Linked DNA regions of Homo sapiens: all the other regions are linked to region 1. A link is a loop called in an ENCODE intact Hi-C map of the cell type or tissue named here. Cell type or tissue: PC-9. All regions are shown on one strand. Links, peaks and the distances in the headings refer to the core of each region. The heading gives the core; the rest is flanking DNA.

What was found. Hi-C counts contacts between places; a loop is a spot of excess contacts. Peaks named below come from ENCODE experiments on the same cell type or tissue, not always from the same donor. Only the 100,000 strongest peaks of a DNase experiment are listed, where the experiment ranks them.
Region 2: a loop joins it to region 1, with 12 times the contacts of the local background. A loop is called at or near these places in 4 of 110 quality-filtered maps.
Region 3: a loop joins it to region 1, with 11 times the contacts of the local background. A loop is called at or near these places in 2 of 110 quality-filtered maps.

What each region holds. Positions count from the first base shown.
Region 1 is chr6:14,267,113-14,273,842 of GRCh38, reverse strand. No RefSeq gene overlaps it. Among named protein-coding and RNA genes, the nearest start is that of LINC01108, 15 kb to the left of the region's middle. RefSeq lists enhancers at 1-892, 2,728-2,872, 2,163-3,362 and a cis regulatory region at 2,795-2,805. In PC-9, for the core only: a CTCF peak has its summit at 2,770; DNase peaks (open chromatin) are centred at 1,542 and 2,542; H3K27ac peaks cover 2,483 bases.
Region 2 is chr6:14,708,439-14,715,168 of GRCh38, reverse strand. The region is part of intron 1 of LOC101928354 (a long non-coding RNA gene); the gene reads left to right. Among named protein-coding and RNA genes, the nearest start is that of LINC01108, 430 kb to the right of the region's middle. In PC-9, for the core only: a CTCF peak has its summit at 3,918 (motif pointing right); DNase peaks (open chromatin) are centred at 1,088, 1,918 and 3,818; H3K4me3 peaks cover 654 bases; H3K27ac peaks cover 4,033 bases.
Region 3 is chr6:15,059,033-15,065,762 of GRCh38, reverse strand. No RefSeq gene overlaps it. Among named protein-coding and RNA genes, the nearest start is that of JARID2-DT, 180 kb to the left of the region's middle. In PC-9, for the core only: no CTCF peak of the experiment used is centred there; a DNase peak (open chromatin) is centred at 3,152.

The DNA.
Region 1 (6,730 bases), core at 769-5,768:
CTCAGCAATGGCAGGCTTGACTCCTAAATAATATCAAATCAGAAATTTCTCATTCGTCTATCTGAGCAATTTGATTGAGACCTGTAATACATCTTTGCTAAACCAGGCCACAAAATGTGTACCCGATCGATATATAATTCCTCAAATACCTATCTTGTTTTCACCTTCCTTCTAGAAACATACATGGCCTTTTTAAATACACACATTTTCTACAGAAATGCTCAGGGCACAGAGGGCTGGAGGTCACAGCCATCTAGGGATCTAGGGTGTGTTGCCTTCTGCAGGCTGTCACGGGGCTCATGTGGGCCAGAAAAGGCTTCTCTGGTCTGAAGGCAATACTTGGCATATGCAGAACGCCTGCTGTCAGCAGTTGCTTTTCAAAGGCGATGTTAATTCCAGCTCATTGTTCTACCCCATTTTCCATTCAGAGGCACAGCACGAGGTATTTGGCAGGCCATGAACTAAAGCTGCACATGTATTCCAATCTCTTTTGGGGTGGGTCCCGGCCTTGCTCCCACACTCTCCCTCTCTCCTCCCACTTTTAGTATTTCAACTTTCTTCCCCTTTTCATTTCTGCTTCCGACTTACATACTGCACGGGTGTGGCCTCGTGGAAAAGTAGATTGGTCTTTGGAAATAGAGCTATTCCCACAATAGGTGGAGATGTGGGATAGATTGGAATGATCCAAACGCAAATCTCAATCCAGATCCTGTCGATACGAGACCGTGGCTGTGGTGTAGACGAGGAAGGCTGGCAAACCCAGAAAGATCCAATGGACAAAGCTTCATCAAGCCCTTATCATGCCTGGCATTGAGGATGTAACAAAGAACAAGGGAGACCCCTGTTCTCAAGGAGCGTAGGGTCCAGTGGGCCATGCTAGGCCTGAGGTCACCTCCCTGAGAAGGAAGCCTTGTCACTGCCATGTTAGAGATGGGCAAGCTCAAGTGCAGAGCCATTACAACCTTCCTAGCAGCCAAGCCTCATTAGTGGCAAACTTCCAGGTCTACTGACTCTGCTCCCTCTATCACAGCTGCCCACTGGCTTAACAGTGGCATCAATACACCCATCCTGGATGACTCTATCCATGACTTGGAATGATCCTTATAACCTATTAAGCAGGAAACAAAATTAAAGAACCCAAATCCAGCTTAGTGCCAGTTTCTAGTGGCATCACCTGATGTGTTCTTTTTGCCTGCTGCACTGATAAAACCAATTCATTGAGACAGTGGTATTGCAGTAGAGAAAGGGTTAATAATTGCAGGGCTAGCCGAGCAGGAGGACAGGAGATATTACTACTCAAATCAGCCTCCCTCAGAACTCAGAGGCTATGGATTTTATAGATTGTTTGTTAGGCAGGGGGCTAGGGAATGGGGGCTGCTAATTGGTTGGGGATGAATTCACAGGAGTATGGAAAATGGTCCTCCTGTCCTGAGTCAGCATCTTGGTGGAGGCCACAAGACTGGTTGAGTCATGAGTCATGGGTCCAGGTGAAGTAAGTCGCCAGAATGCAAAAGTCTGAAAACTATCTCCAAAGGCCAATCTTAGGTTATACAATAGTGATGTTATCTATAGGAGCAATTGGGGAAGTCACAAATCTTGTAATCTCTGACCACATAATTCCTGAGCAGTGAGGAATTATAGAAAAGCAAGCTAGGAACAATGGCGGGTTATTGTTTAACTGTACCTACATTTTAGCAGAGTTCAGGCCCCTCCCATAACCATAATCTTTTAAACTTTTATTAGTTTTTCAAAGGTGGTTTAGTCCCTTAGCAAGGAGAAGGTTAGTTTTTGGGAAGGACTATTATCATTCTTGCTTCAAAGATAAACTATAAGCTAAATTCCTTTCATGTTTAGCTTGGCCTACACCCATGAACGAATGAAGACCAACAGCCTGTGAGGCTAGAAGCAAGATGGAGTTGGCCACACTAGATTTTCTCATTGTCATAATCTTTGCAAAGGAGTTTTAATCTCTAGCTTCCCTTTAAGTTCAAGGTTGAGGTTGCATAGAATAACTTGAAAAATTGGCCTATTATTCAACAACCTTTGTGATAAAGATTACCCCAGAGGGTGTGACCTTAACTCTGAAACATCCTATTATTCTAACAGAAAGGAGTTAGGCTCTTAAACCTGCTCAGTAAATGCCAGATCCAAATATTCTAGGAGGTGCATAGATTTGGTTACCTGGCCTCTCCTCTTGTTGAGTATCTGCTGTACTCCAATTACTACATCCATTTAATCACACTGTGACCGGACCCCACAGTCCAATCACAAGAATGAGTGGTTGGCAGTGTTATGACTAGGCTGTCCCAAAAGCCCTAGTTCCAAATTTACCAGGCAAGGAGAGCAGCAGGAAGACCAGCTGCAGAGGGGATTGACTTTCTTCCACTTGGTCAGGAGGCCGGCACCTTTGAAATTCAAAGGCACTTCCTTAAAGCCAAAAAAAAAAAAAAAAAAAAGCTAGTCCGGGTCCTTCTGATCAGGGAGGATGTGGAGGACGGGTGTGAGTCAGCTCTCCAGGCAGCTGCTGTGAGCTGATGGAGCTTGGGTGGAACCCACTGAGACACCGCACTCCAAAGCACCTACCGCCCAGTGTGGCTAGTGTGGGAATGCCAGTGCATGCCATCCTGCCTTGGGCTTCTCCAAATGAGTGACTGCTTGGCACCAAAGGCAGCACGTCACCCACTGGAGGGCTGAGAGGCAAAGCCACAAGCGATGACAGGCCCTAAAGGAAATAGCGTCACCATAAGCCAGACTGGAACCTTACCAAGGGTGCAGTCTGGAAAAAAAACCCAGATGCTGTGTCAGCTCAGCCACACCCAGCCACAGGAGAGCTGGAAAGGGAAAGATTACCTAGAGAGGTGGGGCAGCTTGGCGCTCTGCAGGGGAGAGAACCAACATCAGGCTTTGCGTTGACCTCAGTAAGAGCTTGTCCAACAAACAGGCCTTGAGTAAGGTGCACCCAGGTTGGAATGTGGGTCCATGACTCCTGATTGTGTGGCCTTGGCCAAAGAGTCTTGGCTCTCTGAGTCTCAATTTCCTCAAAAGTGACAAAAACAAACTTCAGAGAGTCACTGTGAGGATTTAATGAGACAATATGTGCACACACACACACACATGCCCCTAGGACAGTGCCTGACACATAGTAGGTGCTCAATAAATGTTAGTTCTTTTGTCACACCCTGCATCCTACTCATTCATTTGTGAAACCACTCGGAGCAGAGATCCCTGACAGAAAGACCTTCATTTATAGGATAAATGTACTAAGTTCAAGTCTGAATCCTACCCATCCATTTAGAAGCAAGAATAGAAATAGTAATTCCACAGGCCGCCCAGATGTGTGCATCCTTCCTTCCCAATGCATCACTGCTGGTTTTCCCCAGCATTCGCCAGTGCAGTGGAGACCAGAGTTTCAGAGCCTTCCACACTGTCCACTGAACAGCCCCACCCTTGCGCTCAGGCTTTCCTTTCCTATAGACCACCCTGTGAGAGTCTTGGTGAGCCCTGGTCTTCTTTCTGCGCATGGTGTGCCTCCTGTTACCCTCTTCATTCTCACCTCCCTCATCCCCCAATCCTCCCCTCCAGGTCCAGGCTCTTTTCACCTGCTAGGAAGCTGACCTCCTGTTGTCCACCACAGCTCCTCCCCCTTGGTGGAGCCCAAGCTCTCACTCTCCAGGGAATTCTCCATATTGACATTGCCCATCAGGGAGGTCTTGAAATTACATCTCATTTATGTTTCCAAGTGTACGCAGAGCCCATGACTGCCTTCCTTCCTTTCAATCTTTCCAAAATTAAAAAAAAAAAAATTATATATAAGCAGCACAAATCACCTAGCAAACCATGTTAGCAGGAATCTGCGATTCCTTTTTACTTAGACACTGCTGGTGTATAAGTGGATCCTTAGAAAAGGAGAAAGCTAGGGAGTGTCAGGAGGAAGAAGTTGCCCAATTCTCTGCACATGAGAACATCTAGAAAAAAGTAGAGTGGTAGAGTCCTTCTCCCCACACCTCTCCTCCAGCCTGTGAGCTTTGTCTCACTAAAGAAAAGGAGTGAGGGGTGAATAGGAAAGCTACCTTGGGAAGCCAGGGAAGGCAGGCCCCTCTGTCTCCACCCCAGGCACCTCACTTGAAGCCCTGAGGGAAATGAAGCTCTCTGTTTAAAGAAGCAGCATTTCCTCCACCTGCACCTCAGCTATCAGTGAGGGAAGAGAAGCAGCACAAAGAGTTGCAAATTCCCCTCGAGGTCAGGCAACCTCTAGCTTACACCGGGGCAGCTTCCTCAGCTCACTGCCATCCCCCTACAGCAAACCAGAAAATTGAGTGTCTCTCTTTGAGGCTGCCATGGTCCCTGCATGTGAATACACCCAATAGGAAGCCTATCCATTAATGTGAGATTGTGTCCTGTGACCTGGACATAAAATGGGAATGGTGGCATCATTCCAAAATGGCAGATTTGGCACGAGCCTTGGGCCTTGGTTCTGCCACCATTGTTATAATAGACAGAGGTGACATAGGACTGGGTCTCACCTCTTGGTGGATCAAAGGGTTTATTCTTCACTGCTGTTGGCCAAGGGCACATGGGAGTGTAATGGGCTAAATGGTGGCCCCCAATAAGATGTGTCCATGTCCTAAATCCCAGAACCTGCAAGGGTGACCTTATTTAGAAAAAGGGCTTTGCAGATATAATTAAGGATCTCGAGATAAGATCATCCTGGATTATCCAGGTGGGCCCTAAATCCAGTGATAAGTGTCCTTATAAGGGTCACAAAAAGAAGAGACTCATGGAGAAGAGGAGAGGCCATGTGAAAACAGAGGCAGAGATTGGAATGGTGCAGCCACAAGCCAAGAAATGCCTGGGGCCACCAGCAGCTGGAAGAGGCAAGGAAGGATCCTACCCTGGAGCCTTTGGAAGGAGCATGGCCCTGACAACACCTTGATTTTGGACCTCTGTCCTCTAGTACCACGAGACAATAAATTTCTTTACATTAAGTCCCTATGTTTGTGGTAGTTTGCTACAGTAATCCCAGGAAGTTAGCACAGGAGTAGGACAGATTTGTCCATCAGAGATTTGCCCATCAAGAGTCCTCTTTTTGCCTCCACAAACACCCCTTTCTTCTACCTCCTCTGCTCTGTACAGCTACACAGGTCCCCGAGTCTCCAATAGAACTGGAAGAATTGTGAGATACTTTGAGGTATGGTATGTTATTCAGTTCACTGCGTATGGAATTAAAGCATGAAGCAGTCCTTTTCAGGAGAGATATGCAAGCCCTCAGCATAGGGCGTAGCTCAGCATCAGTACCCAACCAATGAATATCCTCCTTCTCCTCCCCTCCAACACTTCTCCCCATTGGATGGCAAGCTCTTGTCCTGTCTGGGCCTAGTGCTTCAGTGACAGCATCAACAGGGCTGCTGAGAAAGCCTGGGAGTGTGTGCTGCACCAGGTGGCTGGCCAAGGGGGACATGGGAGCTGAATTCCACCACGCCCCATTCACCAAACCAAGAGTAGACATTTTTTTTAAGAGACAGGGTCTTACTATGTTGCCCAGGCTGGTCTCAAACTTTTGGGATCAAGCAATCCTCCTTGGCCTCCCAAGTCGCTGGGATTATAGGGGTGAGCCAACATGTCAGGCAGCCAAAGACTACACTTGACAGCCCAAAGTTAAGTGGGTTTTTTGTCAGTTTGCCCAGTTGAAGATGTCGTCTTTCAAAATCAAGGAAAGATACTATCGGAATGATGAAAAAAAATTTGAAATAGACTGTAGTAATGATTGCACAACACGATGCGTGTCATTAGTGTCATTGAATTGTACACTTAAAATTGTTAAAATGATGAATTTGGTGTTATATTTCTCACCACAATTATAAAAAGGTTAATACTGCAATATACCAAACTCATTGACTTATACACGTTAAGTGGGCAAATTATATGGTATGTGAATTATATCTCAATAAAGCCATTTTAAAGAATGCAAACAAATTTTTAAAACACATTTTTTTTGAGAGAGAATTTTGCTCTAGTCCCCCAGGCTGGAGTGCAATGGCGTGATCTCGGCTCACTGCAACCTCCACCTCCCGGGTTCAAGCGATTCTCCTGCCTCATCCTCCCAAGTAGCTGAGATTACAGGTGCCCGCCACCACACCCAGCTAATTTTTGAACTTTTAGTAGAGACGGGGTTTCGTCATATTGGTCAGGCTGGTCTCAAAATCCTGACCTCAGGTGATCCACCCACCTCTGCCTCCCAAAGTGCAGGCATGAGCCACCACGTCCAGCCTTAAAAAACACATTTTACAAAAAGAAAAAACTTAAGACTCCTATTAAACCCATTCCGTGAAAAATTTTTTTTTCAGAAGCTGTGTGTGCTAGCAGAGGCTCTCAACACCAGGCTTGCTCTGTCTTTCACTGGCCATTGACTGGTGGAGTCCAGCTTTTGGTGGCTGTTCGATGCAGGAGATGATGTTCAGCCACACATAGAAACCTCCGTGTTGGAATGCTGATTCTCTGGTCACTCAGCTCATCAGTCAGGCTGCCCACCTCTCAGACTCTAACCGTTAAAACTCCCATTTTCTCTCTTTTCTGTGTCCTAAAACTCGATGTGCAGGCTTTCTCTTTGTCTTTCCCATCTTAATTGGCACATCCTGCATTTTCCAAACCAACTCTTCTATTTCTGGTTTCCCATTAAGGCTTTAGCTTTGCACTGCATCATGCCTTTGATGTTTTGAGAGCTGTGAGCAGG
Region 2 (6,730 bases), core at 962-5,961, 440 kb before region 1:
TTCAGATGTTGCAAACGAGGATGATTAAAACTTGAACCATTCATCTTCACCCAGTGGTGTTCGGATGTCCAAATTTGCCATGTCTGTGTTATAGGTAGGGAAACAGAGGCACAGGGAAGGGAAAGAGGCTGGCAAGCTCTCAAGTTCATCTTGGTATCATTTTTTAGGAGGGGTACAATGACCAGGTCACCTCTGGTGGCTTATTTTGAACCAACCATTTGCAGAAAAGTGAAGCCCGATCCTTCTCATGCGTTGTCTTCTACAATTGCAGTAGCCATCTGACAGATAATAGAATAATAGGAAGATGTTGCCTTGGACAATGGGCCAGCCAAAGAGCTGAATGAGAGACACTAAAATAAATAAATAAATATTCTAAAAAAGGCATTTTGACAGAAAAATTCTCCAAAGAGGGGAGGCATTCTCTTGTCTTTTCCTATCCACCTTTGCAGCAGGGTATCTTTTCCCCCTCACTTGGAGTCTTTCATCAGCTTTGGGCCCTTTCCTAGCTCCTCTGCTCTTTTAGAGACTTTTTTTTCAGGGGCCATGTAGTGGTTTAGATTTTAATGGAAGTATGTTAGGTGGGGCCTGGCTTCCATTATGCTGAGCTCAGGCCTAGTGATGTGATCTGTCCTCTTCACTGTTGTCAGGGAAGAAAAGAAGGAAGGGAGGAAGAAAAGGAAGAGAGGAAGGAAGGAAGGAAGGAGGGGAGGAAGGAAGGAAGGAAGGAAAGAAGGAAGGAAGGGAGGGAGGAAGGGAGGGAGTTAAATTAAGTTTAGCCCTAAAGCTATCTCCCTACATATTTTAAGTTCAGCCTAAAGGTTTCTCTGTACACAGTAAATGGTCACCCACCTGGACATGTAAACAGACTGTAATCTATTATTGTGCCAATCACCAAATTTTGGCCAATCACAGGGGGCCAACTGTTCAAGCCCTGTTCAAGTAAGGCAAACACCAGATTGTGACCAATCCAGCTGTTTCTGTACCTCACTTCTGTTTCCTGTCCATCACTCTCCTTTTACTGTCCATGAGTCTTCCACCATGTGGCTATGCTGGAGCCCCTCTCAACCTATTCTGGTTCAAGGGCTGCCTGATCCACGAATCATTATTTGCTCAATTAAACTCGGTTAAATTTTATTTGTCTAAGGTGTATCTTTTAACAGAGGGAGAGAAGAAGGAACTTATAGCAACTATCACGATGACAGTCGTATCATGCGTTCTTAGAAAAACAACCCTGAGGGTCGGCAATGGCTTTAGTATACTGAAGGGAATTTATAGTCGAAAACAATTAGTTTTAAAATGCAGCTGCACAGTCAAAACACTTGAAGAACTTAAAAACAATACTGGTGCCTGAGCCGCATTCCCAGAGAGCCTGGGGTGGAGACTGGACATCAGCACTTTTAAAGTCTCCCCTGGAGGCTGCAAAGCGCAGCCAGGGTTGAGAATCACTGTTCTAGATGGATCCCTCCTCGCATCCAGGAACAGCTGTTTGGAATAGAATCTTTGGATGGTGGAGTTTTTCACATGGTGAAAGGGTTGGGAACTTGTGTGGGAGAAGGCTCTGGAAGCAGAAGAACAATGGGAAGAGCTTTGATATCATCCAAGGTGGTCGTGGAGAGACTTGGCTGAAAGGTCCTTCACACCAACCTGGGGATGGGGAGATTTGATTTCATACTCGGGGTTCAGGAAGCAGAGAATTTTCTGCTCTCTACAGTTGAGAGCAGCCTGGGAGGACATCCAGCCTCTTCTACTCCCCTGCTGTGTTTTCTAGGCTTTGTAATCTGCCGTTTGGTTTCCTGGAGTGACCTACCGCCTAGGAAGGGAGCGCCCTGGACAGGCAGCTGGTCTCAGTTCTCCGGCCAGGAATACAGGAGAACCTTACATAACCCTGCAATTGAGCTCTTGGAAAGGAATGGCTGCCTGATGCAAAAATGCTTAATGAGAGGTGAACAATTAATGGAGGATGGGGCTCTGTTCCCAGGCCAACTAGGAGTGAGTGGTGACGGGTGCACAGGGTCTCGGAGTCACCCTGGGGCTGTGCTCATTCCTGACTCATCAGCAGCTCACTCACGACAGGCACATGCTGATGTCTCCATAGTTTGTCCCCAGGCAAGCATTCTGTTTCTATCTTGGTCTTGCCCTGCACACTCAGTTTTGGTATTTTAAAGGATTTGCTAATAATGTTCCTTTAGAATCGTTTTGTGGATCTGTCTTTCCCTTCCTTCTTTCCTTTGTGAGGGTTGTCTGGCATCTTTTTTTTACTCCCTGGCTGGTTATTCACAAACCAGAGGAACAGTCCTCATGTACATCAAACTTACCTCTCAACTCTCCAGGTGCTAAACCTTCTCATGGAGAAGAACAAACTTGACTGCTAGCCCATTCTGCAGCAGAATTCTGAGAGCTAGGGCAGGCTCTGTTACAGGTCAGGAGAATTGGCCTGATTAGAAACCATTTGAGGTAGGGAATGGGGGCTCACACCTGAATCCCAGCACTTTGGGACACTGAGGCCAGGAGTTGGAGACCAGCCTGGTCAATACATGAGACCCTGTCTCTACAAAAAAAAAAAAAAAAAAAAAAAAAAAAAAAATTTTTAGTACTCCGAATAAATGTATCTGTAAAAGGAAAGCCACAGTAATTCAGAGTCATGGTTTATATACCTATTTCACATAAGATGCCACTGTATCTTCTCCTACAATTAATAAGTTGTCTTTTTAGTACAATTCAGGTCTCTTTGCTTTTGGGTCTTAGAAGCCTAATTTTCTAGGCTCTGGCTATCTTTGACTACTAATAATATCATAAAACTATGATAATGATAATAACTCTTATTTATAAGAGTTGATATCAGGCACTGGTGTAAGGGCTTTCCTTACGTTACTGAATCTAATCCGTACATAAGATCAGTGTAGTCAGCATGATTAGTATCATCTCTAGGTTACACATGAGGGAATCAGGGCTTAGAACATCTGAGAAAATCCAGTGACGATAGAGTTTGAATTCAAATTGACATCATTCTGATTCCAGAGCTGATTCTTAGCCATGTCATATTCTAAGTGACGTTGAGATGACACGCATGATCTCATTCAATCATGTGGCTTTAAAATCCATCTATATGATGGGTGAGCCTCAAATTTATATCTCTAACTTAAACCCTCCCCAGGCTTGGGGATGCAACTGCCTGCTGTCATTGTCAGTCCAATTTCTTTCTTTCTTTTTTTTGAGATGGAGTCCCACTCTGTCACCCAGGCTGGAGTGTAGTGGCACGATCTTGGCTCACTGCAACCTCTGCCTCCTGGGCTCAAGCAATTCTTCCACCTCAGCCTCCTGAGTAGCTGGGACTACAGGTGTCTGCCACACCCAGATAATTTTTGTATTTTTAATAGAGGTGGGGTTTCACCATGTTGGCCAGGCTGGACTCAAACTCCTGACTTCAGGTGACCCACCCGCCTCAGCCTCCCAAAGTGCTGGGATTACAGGCGCCCAGCCCCTCAGTTGAATTTCTAACAGGCACCTCACACCTAAGCTGACCTAACAAGCTTGTTCTTGCCCCCTTGCTCTCCCTGCTCCCTCAGTAAATTTGTCTCCATTCAGTTACTCAGGCCTCGATGAAGGAGTCACCCTTGACTCCTCTCTTTCACAGCTCACATGGACACCATCAGCAAATCCAGTGGGATGCCTGTATTCAGAATCCATCCACTCCTTCCCTCCTCCACTGTTGCTGCTCCTCTACTGTCTGTTTTCAACACAGATGTCAGAGTGAGTCAGCTTTTGTCACTTCCTTGCTCAAAATCTTATCTCATTCAGAGAGTTCCAGTTAGTAAGTTATCATCTTTCAGCTCCAAAGCCTTCCTTCAATACTTGATTCTATGCTGGGCCCCTGAACACTGCATTTCTCCTTTGTTGGGCTCCTTGTTGCACTCAGCCAGTAGGGGTTGCTAGAGAGGCTCCTACTCTTTCCCATGGGTATCCTGTCTGCCTGTGGCTCCTGTGTGCAGCACCCCAGTACTGCTGCTTCATCTTGGCAGCAGCAGTTTCTTCCTGTAGCAGCTGTTCAATCTACGTTGCAATTTTTCCTACACTCAAGAACCAGACTCATTGTGCCTTTTTAGGGCCACAGCACTGACTGCCATTGCCCCATCTTTGAGGTTTGGGTTCTAGCCCCATGGGACTGTTTTCTAAGCTTCTAAATTTTAATTATCCGACAGCCCCCTTTTTCTTCTGCCAGCCCCAGGGGTGGAGCTTCCTGAAGTTGTTATACGAAAGACACCTTAGAGTTGTCTTTTTACTCTTTCAGTTACCTGGTTAAGACTTTATTCCTAGAAAATTATTCTTTATATTAAATTAGCCGTGTTAAAATAACTGGTGTGGCTTCTGTCTCCTGGTTAGGCCCTGACTGATGTGCTGAGTTAAAGGTGAAGTCCTTAAAATGGTTTGCAAGGTTGCAAGCGATCTGGCTTCCGGCCACCTCTCCTGTCTTAGCTCCTTCCACTGTCACCGTCATTCCTCGCTCCTTTTGGCCCCTTGCTGTTCTGTAAACACACCAATCCCTCTCCTGCCTCACAGTCTTGGCCCTTTCTGATCCCTTTGCCTGAAAAACCCTGCCCTGCAATTCTACATGGCCTCTCTTTCCCCTGCTTGGGTCTTCCTGAGATGTTACCTCTTCAGTGAGACCTTCCCTGACCGCACCACATAATCCACATCCCCCACTCCCCCCACCCCTGCCTGGATGATTTCTGTCCTTCTTAATCTGCCTTGCTTTTTCCATAGCACCTATCACCATCTGATAGTCTGTTTATTCATACTTGATTATTTGTTAATTCCTGTGTCCCCCTAACTAGCAAATAAACACCCCAACAAGGCAGAACTTTTCCTACTTTAGTGATTGCTACATCCCAGACTTTATAACAGTGTCTGGCGCATATAAATGCTTGAAAAGTATTTGTTGAGTGAATAGTAAAATTGAAGTTCTGGACTGTCAGGATTAAGACTGTCCTAGGCCCGGTGCTAGAGGGAGAATCCTAAAGAGGACGCTGGCCTTAGAGGAAAATGGTAATCATGCTTCCCACACCACATGTCAGGGAGAGCAGATGGCAGTGTCAGCTCACAGTTCGCATGAGTTTGGGGTGTACTTTTGAAGACTGAGTAATGTCTTTTCTCTCCCTTCTCCAAATTGCTATTGTTAGACCTGAAAAAGCCTGTAATAAAATTTGGAAGCTACTGAGTTTATGACATCTCAACTTTACCCTCCATTTCCACCCCAAATGGCTTTTGAACTGACACTGAATTGCTGCCTTATTAAATACCATCCTGAGAACTTTACAGAACATTTTAAGTGATGCCGAGCTCCCATGAGCTTCAATCATAATGGAAGAGCCTGGGACCGTTGGTTGTCAGCTTTTTCTTGTCATCTACATGGGGACTGTCTGTGAGGGTGTGTCTGCTGGGTGAAGTGCCACACCTCGCTTCCGAGACGGGGCCTAGCTCGCTAATCCAAGAGGGCTAGCAACATTTGCAAACCAGGAAGAGGCAAGAGAGGACTTTCTTAACAGTAGCAGTTACTGGAGACCTAACTTCTGAGGGTTGCAGGTTGAATTGTCCCTAATTCCTGGGGATGACAGGTTCCACTCTGCCCTGCCAGATTATGGGGACGCTCCCTGAATTACAGTGGCAGCTGTTGGGTTCCACTGCTGCGACTCATCTCTTCAGTCTTGTTGGCCTTGGATCTCAGCCACCCGAGTTTCAGAAGGTGGTAAGCTGGCCAGTGTTCTTGGCCCCAGAACACGGTTGTGATTGGTGCCATGTTAAATGCGAGTAGCAATTATGGCTGCCGATTTGAAAGGAGGCTGAACACGCTGGCTTTCATCGGGTCACCTTTGCTTGGCCACATGAGACTTTCCACTTAGGAAAATGAGGGCTGAATTCTTGATCCAGACAGGCTCTTTCAAGGTGTTGCGTTTCTGCTCTCAGATAAGACAACCCTGTGAAGTTGGGTGCTTTCTGCACTGTCACTGAACTTGGTGCCCTGTGAAAGGAGATTCTCTCTCTTTTTTTTTTTTTGAGATGGAGTCTTGCTCTGTTGCCCAGGCTGGAGTGCAGTGACGCGATCTCGGCTCATGCAACCTCTGCCTCCCAGGTTCAAGTGATTCTCCTGCCTCAGCCTCCCGAGTAGCTGGGGCTACAGGCATGTGCCACCATGCCTGGCTAATTTTTTGTATTTTTAGTAGAGACAGGGTTTCACTATGTTGGCCAGGCTGGTCTCGAACTCCTGACCTCATGATCCGCCCGCCTCAGCCACGTAAAGTGCTGGGATTACAGGTGTGAGCCACCATGCCCGGCTGAAAGGAGATTCTTAAATACACAAAATCCTTCACTCCAAGGGTTTAGATTTTTTGCTCAGTTTTAGCTGCAGACTTTGCTCAGTTTAGAGCTACTAGGGCTTTAGTTTACTGTGCCATATTTGAAACTAAAAGTCTGAATTATGCTTTATTTTTTGCATGTGTTATAGATAGCACGTAATGAATAAGCACCCTCAGAATACCTAGCACCATGTTAGGGAAACACAACGCTGAGGCCTTGGTCGTTGTCCTCAGGAAACTCTCACTGTATTTACGGTCCAAAAGGAGGTCCAATAAAACAAGACTATATATAAGCATTAAAATATCTATAGAAAGTCAGAGGAGAAACAGGTAGTTGTGGATCTGTGTTTGTTGGAGAAGGCTTGATTGGAATGTGAGGT
Region 3 (6,730 bases), core at 992-5,991, 790 kb before region 1:
AAGATAAGTATTTTTTTTTATTGCTAATTAGTGTTGGGCTCACACACATTTGTCATGTTGCTATGTCAGATTCATTTGTCCTTTCAAACCCAACTGCCTTAATTAATCTTTCTCCATCCACTCTCTGTTACAGTCCGGCTATAACTCAGACTGCTGGGCTCTACCCTAATGGGATTTCTACTCAGGAAACCTTGAATTTTAAAGCTAAATCTGGTGTTCAAGAACATCTCATTGGGTCCATCCAAGCCCTAGCGTCACCCTGCCATAGTGAACTCCTGAAATGGGGAAATAGGTGAATTGTCTTGCTCACATTTTCTAAGACTTGGCCTTGGTGTCATTTTTTTTCCATGAAGCATTTCCTAAATCCACCCAAGAATTGCAGAACCCTACTTTCTTGGCACTCACAGAAGAAAGACCTTTACCTGTAGATTTCAGTGTCTCTGTTTTAGTTGGAATTTTATTGCAAATGCTTGTGATATGGTTTGGCTTTGTGTCCTCACCCAAATCTCATCTTGAATTGTAAAACCCACGTGTCGAGGAAGGGACCTGGTGGGAGGTGATTGGATCATGGGGGAGGTCACCCTCATGCTGTTCTCGTGACAGTTGATAGTGAATGGGCTCACACCTGGCCAAGTACTTAATAATTTTATCAAATCTCATCCGACTTATATGTTTCTTAAAAGACAAGTGGAATCCAACCCCAATAGAAAAACCTAACTGACGGTAAATCTAGAAAATTCTGGTAAATCTGGTAAATGCTGGTAAATCTTAGAAAATTCTTTTTTTTTTTTTTTTGAGGCGGAGTCTCACTCTTTTGCCCAGGCTGGAGTGCAGTGGCGCAATCTTGGCTCACTGCAAGCAAGCTCCGCCTCCGGGGTTCACGCCATTCTCCTGCCTCAGCCTCCCAAGTAGCTGGGACAACAGGCGCCCACCACCACACCCGGCTAATTTTTTGTATTTTTAGTAGAGACGGGGTTTCACTGTGTTAGCCTGGATGGTCTCGATCTCCTGACCTCGTGATCCGCCTGCCTCGGCCTCCCAAAGTGCTGGGATTACAGGCGTGAGCCACCGCGCCCAGCCAAATCTTAGAAAATTCTGTCATTGATTTTATTTTTTCCTGAAAAGTGAAAAAAGACTCTGACTGCTCAATTTTAATAGCGGAGTATCTTTTGAAACAATAACGTGATAATAAATTTGCAGCTGCGTGTGGTGGCTCATGCCTGGAATCCAAGCAATTTGGGAGGCTGAGGTGGGAGGATTGCTTGAGCCCAGGAGTTTGAGACCAGCCTGGGCAACATAGGGAGACCCTGTCTCTATATTGAAAAAATTTTTATTTTAAATATAAAAAAAATAAGTAAGGGCTGGACTCAGTGGCTCATGCCTGTAATCCCAGGACTTTGGGAGGCAGAGGTGGGTGGGTTGCTTGAGTGCAGGAGTTCAAGACCAGCCTGGGCAACATGGTGAGACTCTGTCTCCACTAAAAATACAAAATAATTAGCCTGGTGTGGTAGCGCTTGCCTGTAATCCCAGCTACTCAGGAGGCTGAAGCAGGAGAATCACTTGAACCCAGGAGCTGAAGGTTGCAGTGAGCCTGGATTGCGCCACTGCATTCCAGCCTGGGTGGGTGACTCTGACTCTTTCTCCAAAAAAAGAAAGAAAAAAAGAAAGTATATTTGAGAAGTATTATCCTAACAAATAAGTATTCCAGTATAAGTGATATTCTGACCTTAAAAAATAATATCTCTTCTCTATATGGGCTCATAAAAAATAATAAAAATACTATGACATTTGTATATCATCTTACTACTTACATGGAACTACCATATTGATTCTATTATTTGACCCTGAAAAGTAATGTCAGAAGCAATTATTATAATTATAACCATTTAAATGATGAGGCAAGTGAGAATGAGTTAGATTGTTCCCAGGCGTGCATCTTATTGGTAGAAGAGTTGGTGGACAGGCCCAGATCTGCCTTCCAAAACCCCACATGTAGGCTGGGTGGGGTGGCTTATGCCTGTAATCCCAGCACTTTGGGAAGCTGAGGTCACTTGAGCCCAGGAGTTCAAGGCTGCAGTGAGCTATTATTGCAGCACTGCATTCCAGTCTGGGTGACTGAGTGAATGAGATCCTGTCTCTAAAAAAGGGAAGTGCGTGCATGCGCGTGTGTGTGTGTGTTGAGACAGGGTTTCACTCATGCCACCCAGGCTGGAGTGCAATGGCACCATCTCGACTCACTGCAACCTCTGCCTCTGAGGCTCAATGGATCCTCCAACCTCAGCCTTCCAAGTAGCTGGGACTACAGGCTCATGCCACTGTACCTAGCTAATTTTTGTATTTTTCATGGTGATGGAGTTTCGCCATGTTGTCCAGGCTGGTCTCAAACTCCTAAGCTCAAATGATTGGCCCACCTCTGCCTTCCAAAGTGCTGGGATTACAAGCATGAGCCACCACACCCGGCAAGCTTCAATTGTGCTTCCAGGGCTCTTAAAGTATCTGTAGACCCAAGATGTCTGGGGGTGGAGGTGTGTGAGGCAGGGCCAGGAGGTAGCACCTCTGATGGGCCATGGTGATAAGATTGAGACCAGGGGAGGAATTAGGCCACATGCTAGCCTCTGGTCTCTGGTTGACTTTTCTTGTTTCATTTGCCCACGGCTGGTTATCCCAACTGCCTCTGACAAAGATTTTTCAGCGACCATAATCAGGCTGATCCCACAAATAAGCTCAAGCTAAGAATAAATGCAGCGCTGGGGAACATGAACATGAACATGAGCATTAAAACCAGGATCATAGTCACCACAGGCCCATAGTTCCATATCTGAAATCCTTGGAGCCACATGGCTTTCAGGACTCAGGGTGTTACCTACCACTGCTGGTGGACTCTCCTGCAGTATTGTGCAATCAAGCATCTTACTATTTCTGAAGCCAAAGGATAGATATGCACATGGAATGAGACAATGTCTATAAATAGGCTCATGTCAGTTCAGGCCAGGTCAGGCCTTGACATGCAATGAGTTATGTAGTAAGTTGTGGTTTGGGGAGCTTCTTGAATTTCAGCATTGTGGATAAGGAATAATAGACCCTTATCCGTGTAATGCCATCGTCACGCCATTTTCTCCTCATTACTCATCTCAAAGACAAAACATCTTCTTGCTGGAGTTCACAATCGCTAGTGTTCGATTCCTTAGAAGGACATGTGATGTCATCATTCTTGGGATGCCTCTTAATATGGGAAGGCCCAGTTTTTGACCCTGAAGAATTACCTTTAGATGTTCAGCTTAGGGAAGTGTGGCAAATGAGCAAGTTCTCAAGAACGGTTGGAATTTTGTAGACTGAGGGGCCTGGGCGGAGTCCCTCCATGTGACAGCTGTGGCAAGAGCAGGTGTTCACTTTCTATAAGGGACGGATCAGGGAGACAGATGGACTGCAGCACAAGCTTTGTGCCGGGAAGTCATGATTTGAGCTGGGTGACAGGCTGCCAGGATTATAAAATGAAGGGTTTGGGTTACATGTCTTAAACAACAAAAAATCACTGAAAGTTTTTGGGCAGAGACTGATGGAATAAAAATGAGTCCTAAGCTGGGCATGGTGGCTCATGTCTGTAATCCCAATAATTTGGAAGGCTGAGGTGGGAGGATCTTGAGTCCAGCAGTTTCAGACCAGACTGGGCAACATAGTGAGACCCCATCTCTACAAAAAATAACAGGACATGATGGTGCATGCCTGTGGTCCCAGCTACTCAGGAGGCCGAGGTGGGAGGATCGCTTGAGCCTGGGAAGTTGAGGCTACAGTGAGCCACTACTTCACTCAGCCTGGGAAACAGAATAACACCCTGTCTCAAAAAAAAAAAAAAAAAAAAAAAGGCAGCCAGGCACAGTGCCTCACACCTGTAATCCCACGAATTTGGAAGGCCGATGTGGGCAGATCACCTAAGGTCAGGAGTTTGAGACCAGCCTGGCCAACATGGCGAAACCCCATCTCTACTAAAAATACAAAAATTAGCCAGGCATGGTGGCACATGCCTGTAATCCCAGCTACTCAGGAGGCTGAGGCACGAGAATTGCTTGAACCGGGATGTGGAGGTTGCAGTGAGCCAAGATTGGCCCACTGCACTCCAGCCTGGGCGACAGAGTGAGACTCTGTCTCAAAAGAAAAAAAAAAAAAAAAAAAAAGGAAACTGCTCACTGTTTGCTGAATTTAGCAACCTGGCCCAGCATTGGAAGCTCTGTTCTGCTTTGTCCTTTGCCTGAAATGCCCTTCCCGGGCTCCCTCCCGGGTGTGCTCCCATTCATCTTTCAGGACTCAGCTCAAATGTCACCTGCTTTGTGGAAGGTCTCCTTGGCCTCCCTGGGGAGCACTCACTGCTCCTTTCTCTATGCCTTTGCAGGCACCTGAGGGCACTTCTCTCATTTCACTGTGACTTCCTCCAGGGCAGGCTCTAAGTCTCTTGTTTTTTGACTGGCATGTGGCACAATTCTTGGCCCCCAAGAGTGCTAAGTAATTGTTAGCTGAATAAATGCCGCTGATATGTCTTCTATCATCTCTTAATATTTTCTCAGTTCCCTATTTTTTGTTTGTGTTTTAAAATGGATCATATCTATGTAATGGGAATGGTAAATCTCATGTGGGTTAAATTTTAGGACATAAGAGTTATCATCAGCTTCCAATAAAGAACCATGGATGGCTGGGTGTGGTGGCTCATGCCTGTAATCCCAGCATTCTGGGAGGCTGAGGTGGGCAGATCTCTTGAGGTCAGGAGTTTGAGACCAGTCTTGCCAACATGGCGAAACCCTGTCTCTACTAAAAATACAAAAGTTAGCTGGGCATGGTGGTGGGCACCTGTAATCCCAGCTACTTGGGAGGCTGAGGCAGGAGAATTGCTTGAACCTGGGAGGCAGAGGTTGCAGTGAGCTGGGATCGTGCCACTGCACTCCTGCCTGGGTGACAGAGTGAGATTCCACCTCAAAAAAAAAAAAAAAAAAAAAAGAAAGAAAGAAAGAAAGAAAAAAAAAAGAGAGAGACAGAAGACAAAAGGACACATAAATAAGAATACAATGTGAACACAAAGGCAGGGATTGGAGTGAGGCAGCTACAAGTCAAAACACTGACTGCCAATACCTACCAGAAGTTAGGAGACAGGCATGGAATGGATTCTCTATCAAAGCCTCCAGAAGGAACCAACCTTCCTGTCACCTTGATTTTGGACTTCCTGGCCTCCTGAACTGTGGGAATAGATTTAAATTCGAGGTAATTTCTGTGATAATCCTAGGAATTTTTTTTTTTTTTGAGACAGAGTTTTTTTGCTCTTGTTGCCCAGGCTGAAGTGCAATGGTGCAGTCTTGGCTCACTGCAACCTCCGCCTCCCGAGTTCAACCGATTTTCCTGCCTCAGCCTCCCGAGTAGCTAGGATTACAGGTGTGTGCCACAACTCCCAGCTAATTTTTTGTATTTGTAGTAGAGACGGGGTTTCATCATGTTGGCCAGGCTGGTCTCGAACTCCTGACCTCAGGTGATCCACCTGCCTCGGCCTCCCAAAGTGCAGGGATTACAGGCGTGAGCCACTGCGCCTGGCTAACTCTAGGAAATTAATACAAATGCCATTGGTCTTATTTTATTTTATTTATTTATTTATTTTTTTGAGACAGAGTATCACTGTGTCACCTAGGCTGGAGTGCAGTGGCATGATCTTGGCTCATTGCAACCTCAGCCTCCCAGGTTCAAGCAATTCTCCCTGCCTCAGCCTCCCAAGTAGCTGAGACTACAGGCGCCCACCATGACACTGGGCTAATTTTTGTATTTTTAGTAGAAACGGGATTTCACCATTTTGGCCAGGCTGGCCTTGAACTCCTGACCTCAGGTGATTCTCCTGCCTTGGCCCCCCAAAGTGCTGGGATTACAGGTGTGAGCCACAGTACTCGGCCATTGCTTTTATTTCAAGCGGTGTCATTTAATGGCCCATGGAGATATCAAGAAGCAGTGTAGCATAAAGGTTAGGGGCTCAGGACGGGAGTCAGACAGTCTGGATGTAGTTTCAGCTCTATTCTCTGAACTTGGATTTTTTCATCTGAAGGATGGGGTGATATAATATTAGTAGCTACCTGCTATAGAATGACTGTTTTTGTCCCCACCAATATTCGTATGTTGAAATCATAACCCCTAATGTAATGATATTAGGAGGTGGAGCTTTGGTAGCTGATTAGGCTGTAAGACAGAGCTCTTATGAGTAAGATTAATACCTGCTATGGTTTGAATATTTGTGGCCCCCCTCACCCAGATTCATAGGTTGAAACCTAATCTCCAATGCAGTAATAAGAGGGATATGACTTGGTCATAAGGGTGGAGCCCTCATGAGTGAGATTAGTGCCCTTATAAAAGAAACCCAAGGGAGCTTCTTCATTCCTTCTGCCATATGAAGACACAGCAGGAGACACAATCTATGAACCTGTAAGAAGGTCCTCGCCAGACATCGAATCTGCTGGTACCTTGATCTTGGACCTCCCAGCCTTCAGAATTGAGAGTAATACATTTCTTTTGTTTCTAAATTACCCAGTCTAAGGTCTTTTGTGATAGCAGCAGAACAGACTAAGACAGTGTCCATATAAAGGAGACCCTCCGTGGGGTGGGGACAAGGATTGAAAAACTACCTAGTGGGTACCATGCTCATTATCTGTGTAATGGGTACTCTAGAAGCTCAGCACCTACCAGAACACATTATTGCAATATACCCATG